Regions from separate parts of the Homo sapiens genome. Here region 2 is linked to region 1. Evidence: read pairs that join two places in POLR2A ChIA-PET (ENCODE). Cell type or tissue: PC-9. All regions are shown on one strand. Each heading gives the region's core, and the rest is flanking DNA. Links, peaks and the distances in the headings are about the cores only.

What was found. Peaks named below come from ENCODE experiments on the same cell type or tissue, not always from the same donor. Only the 100,000 strongest peaks of a DNase experiment are listed, where the experiment ranks them.
Region 2: POLR2A ChIA-PET joins it to region 1 with 7 read pairs; 7 of 35 experiments call an interaction of 5 or more read pairs at or near these places.

The regions. Positions count from the first base shown.
Region 1 is chr19:15,080,083-15,085,459 of GRCh38, reverse strand. OR1I1 (olfactory receptor family 1 subfamily I member 1) reads right to left here and starts at 3,249. Exons shown (of 2, transcript NM_001004713.2): 1 at 3,184-3,249. In PC-9, for the core only: no CTCF peak of the experiment used is centred there; no DNase peak of the experiment used is centred there.
Region 2 is chr19:15,141,543-15,146,919 of GRCh38, reverse strand. It overlaps the pseudogene OR10B1P and the pseudogene RNU6-782P. Among named protein-coding and RNA genes, the nearest start is that of HACL2, 18 kb to the right of the region's middle. In PC-9, for the core only: no CTCF peak of the experiment used is centred there; a DNase peak (open chromatin) is centred at 2,639.

The sequences.
Region 1 (5,377 bases), core at 286-5,285:
TGGCTCATTCTTATAATCCCAGCACTTTGGGAGGCCGAGGCAGGGGGATCACCTGAGGTCAGGAGTTTGAGAGGTCAGCCTGGCCAACAAGGTGAAGCCCCGTCTCTACTGAAAATACAAAATTAGCTAGGCGTTGTGGTGCATGCCTGTAATCCCAGCTACTTGGGAGGCTGAGGCAGGAGAATCGCTTGAACCTGGGAGGCAGAAGTTGCAGTGGGCTGAGATTGAGCCACTGTACTCCAGCCTTGGCAACAAGAGCGAAACTCTGTCTCAAAAAAAAAAATATATATATATATATATATATATATATATATATATATATATATATAAGTCAAAAATGCATTGAACATACCTAACCTACCAAACATCACAGCTTAGCCTAGCCCACCTTCAATGTGCTCAGAACACTTACGTTAGCCTACAGTTAGGCAAAATTATCTAATACAAGATCTATTTAATTTAATTTAATTTATTTTGAGACAGGGTCTCACTCTGTCACCCAGGCTGCAGTGCGGTGGCACAATCACAGCTCACTGCAGCCTGTACCTCCTGAGCTCAGGTGTTCCTCCCACCTCAGCCTTCCTAGTAGCTGGGACAGGTGTTTTTATTTTGCCCTCAGCAATAATGATATCTGTAATGGGTTAAACCTTCTTAGGAGCCAGTTTCTTTCTTTTTTTTTCCCCCAGCTATTGGCTGCTCAGCATGATTTTTATTTTATTTAATTTTATCATTTTATTTTAAGTTCCAGGATACACGTGCAGGACGTGCAGGTTTGTTACATAGGTAAACGTGTGCCATAGTGGTTTGCTGCACCTATCAAGCCATCACCTCGGTATTAAGCCCAGCATGCATTAGCTATTTATCCTGATGAGGAGCCGGTTTCTTTCTTTCTTTTCTTTTTTGAGATGGAGTCTTACTCTGTCACCCAAGCTGGAGTGCAGTGGCGCGATCTTGGCTCACTGCAACCCCCGCCTCCTGGGTTCAAAAGATTCTCCTGCCTCAGCCTCCTGAGTAGCTGGGATGACAGGCGAGCACCACCACGCATGGCTAATTTTTGTATTTTTAGTAGAGATGGGGTTTCACCATGTTTGTCAGACTGGTCTTGAACTCCTGACCTCATCATCTGCCCGGCTTGATCTCTCAAAGTGCTGGGATTACAGGCGTGAGCCACTGCAGCCAGCCAGGAGCCAGTTTCTTAATGCATAGGTCTTACAATAACTCCCACAGGGAGATTGTGTTAGCTACAATTTACAGTGAGCAGACTGGGGCTGAGCGAGCTGCCAGGGGCACTCAGCTTGCAAGTGCCTGATCTCGCCTTTGAATTTAGACTTATTTTCACTCTCATACTCCACTGCCTCCCTAAGAATGGCCACTCTCACCTCTTTATGAGGCATTTCGAAGCTAAATTCTGTGCTGTCAACACGTGCAAGGGAAAAATATTCAATTACAAGCATTTACACGTGTTTCTTTTCGAGACAGAGTCTCACTCTGTCACCTAGGCTAGAGTACAGTGGCACGATCTCGGCTCACTGCAACATCCGTCTCCTGGGTTCAAGTGATTCTTGTGCCTCAGCCACCCGAATAGCTGGGATTACAGGTGTGCATCACCACGCCCGATTAATTTTTGTATTTTTAGTAGAGACGGGGTTTCGCCTCTACTAAGCCTGTTGGCCAGGCTGGTCTTGAACTCCTGACCCGGTGATCCGCCCACCTTGGCCTCCCAAAGTACTGAGATTACAGGCGTGAGCCCAGTAATCTCATCATTTCAGCGCCCAGCCGATGAAAGGGGTTTTTAGGAAGGTTAGCAGCATAATCTCCTTGGTAACCCCAAGAGGCCTTCAGCAAAGCCCTATGTTAACTTTTTGAGGCTTTTTAGTGTTGGACTTGAGGTTTTTGCAATGCAATGCTTGGTTTTCTCTAGGCTGGATAGAATACTGCGATTCCCTTCCTGGCAACATATTTGTAACAGTCCTCAGTTGTTGACTTGGGTTGCATAGAGCAGCGGTTCTCAACCTTGAGCACGCTTCAGGGTCACCTGGAAGGCTTGTTAAAACACAAAAAGCGGGCCAGGCATGGTGGCTCACACCTGTAATCCCAGCACTTTGGGAGGCTGAAGTGGGAGAATTGCTTGAGGCCAGGAGTTCAAGACCAGCCTGGCAGACAAAGTGAGGCCACCCCACCCCCAATCCCGCCCTGGATCTACAAAAAATAAAACAATCTGCTGGGCATGGTGGCATGCTTCCATAGTCCCAGCTACTCAGAAGGCTGAGGTGGGAGAATCCCTTGAGTCCAGGAGTTAGAGACCAACCTGGGCAACACAGTGAGACCCCCATCTCTACAAAATAAAAAATTAGCTGGACATGGTGGCACACACCTGTTAGTCCCAGCTGCTTGGGGGGCCAAGGTAGGAGGATCTCTTGAGCCCGGGAGTGTGAGACCATCCTGGGCAACATAGGAAGATCCCTGCCTCTACGAAAATAAAATTAGCCAGGCATGGTGGTATATGTCTGTTATCCCAGGTACCCGGGAGGCTGAGGAGGGAGGATCACTTGAGCTTGGGAGGTCGAGGCTGCGATGAGCTATGATAATGCCACTGCACTCCAGACTGGGCAACAGAGCGAGACCCTGTCTCAAAAACAGAAAGAACAAACAAACAAACAAAACAATCCCCCCGCCCCCTCCCCCCCGCTCCCAAACTCATCATACACAAAAAGCTAAGCCCTTTCCCTGAAATGTCTGGTGTAAGAACCAGCACTTCTAGATAGTTTCCAGAGGATGCTGGTGCTTCTAGCCCAGGGACCACACTTGGGGAGCTGCTGCATTGGAGAAACTTGTTTCTCAAGACCTCTCCTATCTGTGCAGGTGTCCTGCAGCTGCAGACCCTCAGTGCTTTTCCTCCACATATCCTGCCACAGAGGGTCTGCCGTCTGCGTGCTTTGTCCACTCAGAGAGTCTAGACTTGGTCTCAGTCTCTTCTCTCTCTCTCGGCCTCTAGGAAGGAGACAGATTCCTCTCCCACAACCCTCCACCCCCACCCTCAGCTCAATCCTTTCCCCATCCCTCACCTGCTCACCAGGATGGCATCACCAAGGGGAGGGTCCCGGGAAGCCTCCTTCTCCACCAACTGCTAGAGGATCCCGAGGTCAGCACTAAACCCCTAGGAAGGGCATGGGGGCTACTCACCTGTGATCGCTGGGGTTAGCCTGATGTCTATGGGAAGGATTCATATGTGTACCCCCCCGCCCCCAGACTCTGCAGGTGAGTGGGGGAGCCAGGGGAACATCAGGGTATTTATAGTCTGGGGACTCTAGGAGACTTCGTCCCCATAGCTCCTTGTTAAGGAAGCGGATGCTAATTATTTTGTTTCTCCTCTGCCACATGTGACCTGTTCTTTTGGAGATGGGTGTGCTTTGGGATCATCGAGTGGGTAAGAAGAGGAAACAGTGACTAGGGATTCACTCTCACTAGGACATCTCCCTACGGTCTCCTTCCAGCTCAGGCTGAGCTTCATGGAAGCTCCCAGGCAGAGAGGTCTGGGGGGTCCCAGACTCCAGTCGGGCACTCAGATGCCTGAATCTGAGAGGTCCTTTCATTCATTGCATTATGGAAGAAACTGGCTCATTAAGGAAAGCTCCGAAGAGTATCAATCAATCAATAAATCGGTATTAAATAAATAAATTTATCAAACACTTTTTTTTGAGATGGAGTGTCACTCTTTCACCCAGCCTGGAGCACAGTGGAGCAATCTCGGCTCACTGCAACCTCCACCTCCTGGGTTCTAGCAATTCTCCCTCCTCAGCCTCTTGAGTAGCTGGAATTACTGGTGCCCACCACCATGCCCAGCTAGTCTTTGTATTTTTAGTAGAGACAGGGTTTCACCATGTTGGAAAGACTGATCTCAAACCTCAAGTGATCTGCTCTCCTCGGTCTCCCAAAGTGCTGGGATTACAGGCCTGAGCCACTGTACCCGGCCTATCAAACACTTCTTGATCACCTGCTTGGCACTGGAGTTGGACACGGTGGCTCATGCCTATAATCCTAGCTACTTGGGAGGCCAAGGTTGGAGAATCCCTTGAGCCTAGAAGTTTGAGACCAGCTTGGGCAAAACAGCAAGACCTTATATCTACAAAAAATTTAAAAAAATTAGCCAGGATTGGTGGCACATGCCCGTGGTCTCAGTTACCCAGGAGGCTGAGGTGGGAGGATCACTTGAGCCCTGGAGGTTGAGGCTGCAGTGAGCTGTGATCGCACCACTGCATTCCAACCTGGACAACGGAGTGAGACCCTGTCTCTTAAAAAAAAAATCCTTCCTATCAGCCACACAGAACGTGTGTAGGATACTTGTTGAAATTCTCCTAGGGGCTTTAGTAAATATTAGAATTACTTTCCCTAATAATATTGGCTGTTGGACTGTTGGCTCTTGGATCGTAACTCTGTGGGGAGGTCAGCTTCAAAGCAAGAACAAGGTAGACCAACTTCGCGTTGGACATATGGGGATATGAGTAGGTGCCAATCCCACTGTCATTATTTTTTTAAAATTAAAATTATTTTCAGAGGCTGGGCATGGTGGTTCACACCTGTAATCCTAGCACTTTGGGAGGCCGAGGCAGGTGGATCAATTTAGCTCAGGAGTTTGAGACCAGCCCGGCCAACATGGTGAAACCCTGTCTCTACTAAAAATACAAAATTAGCTGGACGTGCCTATAGTCCCAACTACTCAGGAGGCTGAGGTGGGAGGATCCCTTGAGCCCGGGAGGTGAAGTTTGCAGCAAGTTGAGATCATGCCACTGCACTCCAGCCTGGGTGACAGAGTGAGACCTTGTCTCAAAAAAAAAAAAAAAATCAATTTGAGCCCAAAGGTTGGGGAAAAACCCACCTAAAAAGTCCATAAGGTGGCCAGACATGGTGGCTCACACCTGTAATCCCAGCACTTTGGGAGGCTGAGGCGGGTGGATCACTTGAGGTCGGGAGTTCGAGACCAGCCTGGGAAAAATGGTGAAACCCAGTCTCTACTAAAAGTACAAAAATTAGCTGGGCATGGTGGGTGGGCATCTGTAATCCTAGCTACTTGGGAGGCTGAGGCAGGAGAATCACTTGAACCTGGGAGGCGAAGATTGCAGTGAGCCGAGATTGTGCCACTGCACTCCAGCCTGGGTGACAGAGCAAGACTCCATCTCAAAAAAAAAAAAAAAAAAAAGTCCCACTGGGTGAACAAACTTTTGCCACTGTCCGTGGTTCTGAAAAAAAATTATTTTGCCCAAAGCCATGGTAGGTAGGACATTGGTGTCTCCCATCCGAACTCTCCTGGGAATTCTGAAACCAGTTATAGAAGGAAGAGTGAAGAGAGATAAGGAGGAATAAAAGATATATTCAGGAA
Region 2 (5,377 bases), core at 68-5,067, 62 kb before region 1:
TCAAGAGATCTGCCTGTCTTGGCCTCTCAAAAGTGTTGGGATTGCAGGCATGAGTCACTGTGCCTGGCTCACATTTTTCTTAATTTGTAAGAGGTAAACATTTATCACAGCTTTGTTCTAGTTCGTGATTTGCCTATAAATTTGTTTCAATTTAACAATGTTTTGTCATGTTAAGTAATTATACTTCTTAAATAGTCATATCTCATTATTTTTTCACTGTGAAGTCTTCCATGTTATTGAGTTTCTATCACGGTCTCTATAAAGGGTTCTGTTCTTCCCTTTGATGTTGTTTACTTCACCATAAAAAGGCCTGTTTCAGACATATTTAGGGCATGTCTGCCAGTATGCTTTTTATTAGATCTGGATTTTCTTTTCTTTTCTTTTGAGATGGAGTCTTGCTCTGTTGCCCAGGCTGAAGTGCAATGGCTTGATCTCAGCTCACTGCAACCTTTGCCTCCTGGGTTCAAGTAATTCTTCTGTCTCAGCTTCCCGAGTAGCTGGAACTACAGGCGTGTGCCACCACACCCGGCTATTTTTAGTAGAGATGGGGTTTCACCATATTGGCCAGGCTGGCCTCAAACTCCTGACCTTGTGATCTGCCTGCTTGGCCTTCCAAAGTGCTGGGGTTACAGGCATGAGCCATCGTGCCGGGCCTAGATCTGGATTTCTTAAGTAGAGTCTGAGTTTCTTGGCTTGGGGTTTCATTTTACTTCAGTTTCTGAAGATTTGAAGTAAGGCCTTGTACTTTTTCATGGCATGAATCCCTCAGGGAATATGTGTTTTATACATTTATGTTTTCCATTGTTGGTTGCATATATATTTAAAATTGTTGTATCCTGTACTGAATTGATTCCTTTATCATTATATAATGTTTTTCTTTGTTTCTTTATAGTTTTTTATTTAAAGTTTATTTTCTTTTCCTGACATAAGGATTGTAATCCCTGCTCTTTTTTTGGCTTCCCTTTGAGTGGATTATATTTTTCTTTCTTTTCTTTTTCTTTTTTTTTTTTTGAGATGGAGTCTTGCTTTGTTGCCCAGGCTGGAGTGCGGTGGCGCGATCTCAACTCACTGCAACCTCCGCCTCTGGGTTCAAGTGATTCTCCTGCCTCAGCCTCCTTAGTAGCTGGGATTACAGGCACACACCACCACGTCTGGCTAATTTTTGTACTTTTAGTAGAGGTGGGGTTCCACCATGTTGGCCAGGCTGGTCTCGAATGCCTACCTCAAGTGATCTGCTCACCTTGGCCTCCCAAAGCATTGGATTACAGGTGTAAGCCACCATGCCCAGCCCTAGAATATCTTTTTCCATGCCATCTCTTTCATTCTGTGTTTCTTACAGGTGAATTAAGTCTCTTTTAGGCAGCACATGATTGGGTGCCTCTTTCTATCTATTCCTTCACCCCATGTTTTTTGATGGAGAATGTAATTCGTGTCCATTCAAGGTAATTGTTGACAGGTGAGGACTTACTATTGCCATTTTGCTGATTATTTTCTAGTTATTTTATGTATTCTTTTTGTTTCTTCCTCATTTACTTTTTTTTCTTAGTGCTTAAATGCTTTCTTCTAGTGATATGTTTTGATTTATTCCTTTTAAAATAAGTTTTATGTTGGGATGCTTCAAGAATGCGCATGTCATCTTTGTGCAGGGGCCACGATCATCCCTGTATCATTCCATTTCTAGTATATGTGCTGCCAAAGCGAACACTGACTCCTTCCTTTTCATTGTTGTGTATCTATTATAGGCCTTTGCTTTGTGCTTGCCATGAGGCTTGCAAAATACATCTTATAGTGTTAAAAGATTATTTTAAGATGATAACCACTTAACTTTGATCACAGAAATAAAGTATCTCTACACTCTTAATCCTACTTTGTATCAAACTTTTTATTTAGGTTATTATGTTTTTTTCTTCCTAGGATTTCTATTTGTGCTTTTAATTGTTTCTACTTCTTTGCCAAACTTCTAATTTTGTTTATAAAGTTTTTTCAAATTTCATTTAATTTTCTATCTGTATTTTCTTTTAGGCTCCTGAACTTTTAGAGAATCATTGTGAATTCATTTTCAGTCATTTTATAGATTACCTTTTCTTCTGGGTCTGTTACTGGAGCTTTATTATTTTTTTCTAGTAGTGTTATGTTTCCTTGTTTTTTTATTTTTTTGTTTGTTTTTTAAAACATAAACCTGTGTCCTACGTAGTTGCTTTTACATTTGAGGAGACAGCCATCCTTTCCAGCCTTTGCAGGTGGAATTTGGTTGTGATAGACCTTTATTATTTAGTTTAGTTTGGAATTCTGGGTGGGCTGGCTGGTTGAAACTCCAGACAGGCAGACTTTGCTGTGGGGTTCTCTAACTGGGCTGAGTTGCTTCCTGTTCTCTGAGGTTGAGTGGTATTTCTGAATGTGTTCCACAGTCTGGTAAGGGCACCTGGCTGGACTCTGCCATCATGTGGGGCGGCTGGCTGGGCTCTGCAATTGTCTCTGATCAGGCATGGTTGGATGTTGTTTTCCCTGGCTGGGTGGTAATGTTGTTAGGAAAAATAACATGCACCATGTTTCTTGCACATGATGCTGTTTGCTAGTTTCTATGGTGTGGCAAGTGTAGCAAGCCATTCTTGGCATTGCTATAAAGAAATACCTGAGACTGAGTAATTCATGAGGAAAAGAGGTTTAATTGGCTAAGAGTGCTGCAGGCTGTACAGGAAGCATGGTGCCAGCATGCTTCATGGTGTCATCTGCTTTGCTTCTGAGGAGGCCTCAGGAAGCATTACTCATGATGAAAGGCAAAATGGGAGCAGGCAATTCCCATAACAAAAGCAGGAGCAAGAGAGAGAGAGTGGGGTGGAATAGCTCCACACTTTTAAATGACCAGATCTTGCAAGAACTCACTCACTATTGTGAGGACAGCACCAAGCCATGAGGAATCTGCCTCCATGACCCAAACACCTCCCACTAAGCCCCACCTCCAACATTAGGGATTATAATTCAACATGAGATTTGGGTGGGGACAAATATCCTAACCATATCGGCACTTCTGCTGGTGGGGATGCAGCGCAAGTACCAAAACTTGTGAACTGGTTCCTGTGAGCCCCTCGTCCGCTGTTCTTTGACCGAACTGACCCCTGGTGTCCAGCCATGCCGGCATTCTCAACATTTCAAGTGGGACGAGATAGGAGCAAGCTACCCGTGAAGAATCCCAGAATGATGGAGAAGCTGAATGTTCACTTCCAACTCATCCCTTCCACTGCAAAAACCATGGGTCCAGGAGAACTCTCAGCATATGGTGTCCTGCTGGCCTCAGGGAGGGACAGTGTAGTCAGAGAGAACCATTCCTCTTACTGTTTCACCATGAATTTTTTTTTTTTATTCTTCAGTCCAAGGGGGCATCTCAGCCTCACTCCTAAGGTCTTGATATTAATGATAGCATTCTTCACTTTGAACAGTTGCCAGCAATTTCCAGTAGCTGAAGGAAGTAAAGGCAGAAAACTTCTATTCCACAATCTTGCTGACCTCATTCTCCTGAAAGTGTTATTTGGTTTATTTCAGGTATCAATTTTGCAGTCTTTGCCTTTGCCTTCCTAAGGTTTTTGGTTTTTTTGAGACAGAGTCTTGCTTTGTCGTCCAAGCTGGAGTGTAGTGGCATGATCCTGGCTCACTGCAACCTCCACCTCCTGGGTTTAAGCAATACTCTTGCCTCCGCCTGCTGAGTAGCTGGGATTACAGGTGCACACAACCACACCTGGCTAATTTTTGTATTTTTAGTAGAGACAGGGTTTTACCATGTTGGTTGGGCTGGTCTCGAACTTCTGGCCTCAAGTGATCCACCTGCCTTGGCTTCCCAAAGTGTTGGGATTACAAGCGTGAGCCACTGTGTCTGGCCAGATATTCTTTTTCACATGGACTATAGCAGACCCTGTAAAATTCTCACCTACATCCCCGTTGCTCCTATTTTTCTTGCTGAGCCAGACTTTGAATTTTCTGTACACATGGCAAGCGGCATGTGCTGGCACTTTAATGCCTCCTGAGAGAAATCTTCAATCAGTGGCTAATGGGACTGAGTGGATATATCCCCAAGCTCCCTCATACCTTGGGTAAAAAAACATAGAAGTGTATATTCCTGGACACGTCCCACGGTTCTGCACATAAGATTAAATTCCAGTGGCCCACGGCAGTACCTTCCTTGGTGATGTACATTGTATTGGTTATCTACCTTCCTTGTTTCACGTCCTACTTCCCTATGTATGTCACTTGAAATCATCTTTTATATAAAATATTTCTCTTGAATTCTTATCAAGCATCTGTTTCTAGAGAAATTCAAACTTACCATCTTCCTTCCACACACCAAATATCATTTTCTCATACATTCCTCTGATTTTCTTATCTGTGGAAGAGTCACTTGCTAGTTGTGTGACTCTTAGGAAAACAAAGGGCTTATTGTTTCTGAGTACCCCTTTCAGTTTTTGCAAAACAGGAATTATTATTATTATTTTTCTGAGATGGAGTTTCACTCAGTCCCCCAGGCTGGAGTGCAGTGGCGTGATCTCAGCTCACTACAACCTCCGCCTCCTGGGTTCGAGTGATTCTCCCGCCTCAACCTCCCAAGTAGCTGGGATTACAGATGCATACCAATACGCCCAGCTACATTTTTTGTATTTTTAGTAGAGACGGGGTTCCGCCATGTTGGCCAGGCTGGTCTCGAACTCCTGACCTCGGGTGATCCACCCGCCTTGGCCTCCCAAAGTGCTGGGATTACAGGCGTGTGCCACCGTGCCTGGCCAGAAATGATTTTCTTTCCACACTGCTACCTGATGCATCGCAGACCCTTATTAATCACTCTATTTTACCTATTCTGTTGCCTCCTCTCTGTCTCTTTACAAGCAGCAGGAAAATGGGACCTGTCTGGTGACAGAATTCCTGATGATGGGATTCTCCAACCTCCCACACCTGAGGAACACACTCTTCACCCTGTTCTTCCTTACCTACCTGGTCACCCTCGGTGGCAACGTCACCATCATCACCATCACCCATGCGGATAGGTCCCGCCACACTCCCATGTACCACTTCCTGGTGGTGCTGTCCCTCTCGGAGACCTGCTATACACGCTGGTCACCATCCCCAGCATGCTGGCTCATCTGCTGATGGAGACCAGGCCATCTCCATCCCTGGCTGTCAGGCTCAGATGTTTTTCTTCCTGGGTCTGGGATGCAGCCACTGCTTCCTCCTTACCCTGATGGGTTATGACCGCTATGTGGCCATCTGCCACCCCCTGCGCTACTCTATGGTCATGAGACCCACCGTTTGCCTCTGCCTGGGAGCCCTGGTTTTCTGCTCTGGGTTCTCGGTGGCCTTGATCGAGACCAGCATGATCTTCTCATCGCCCTTT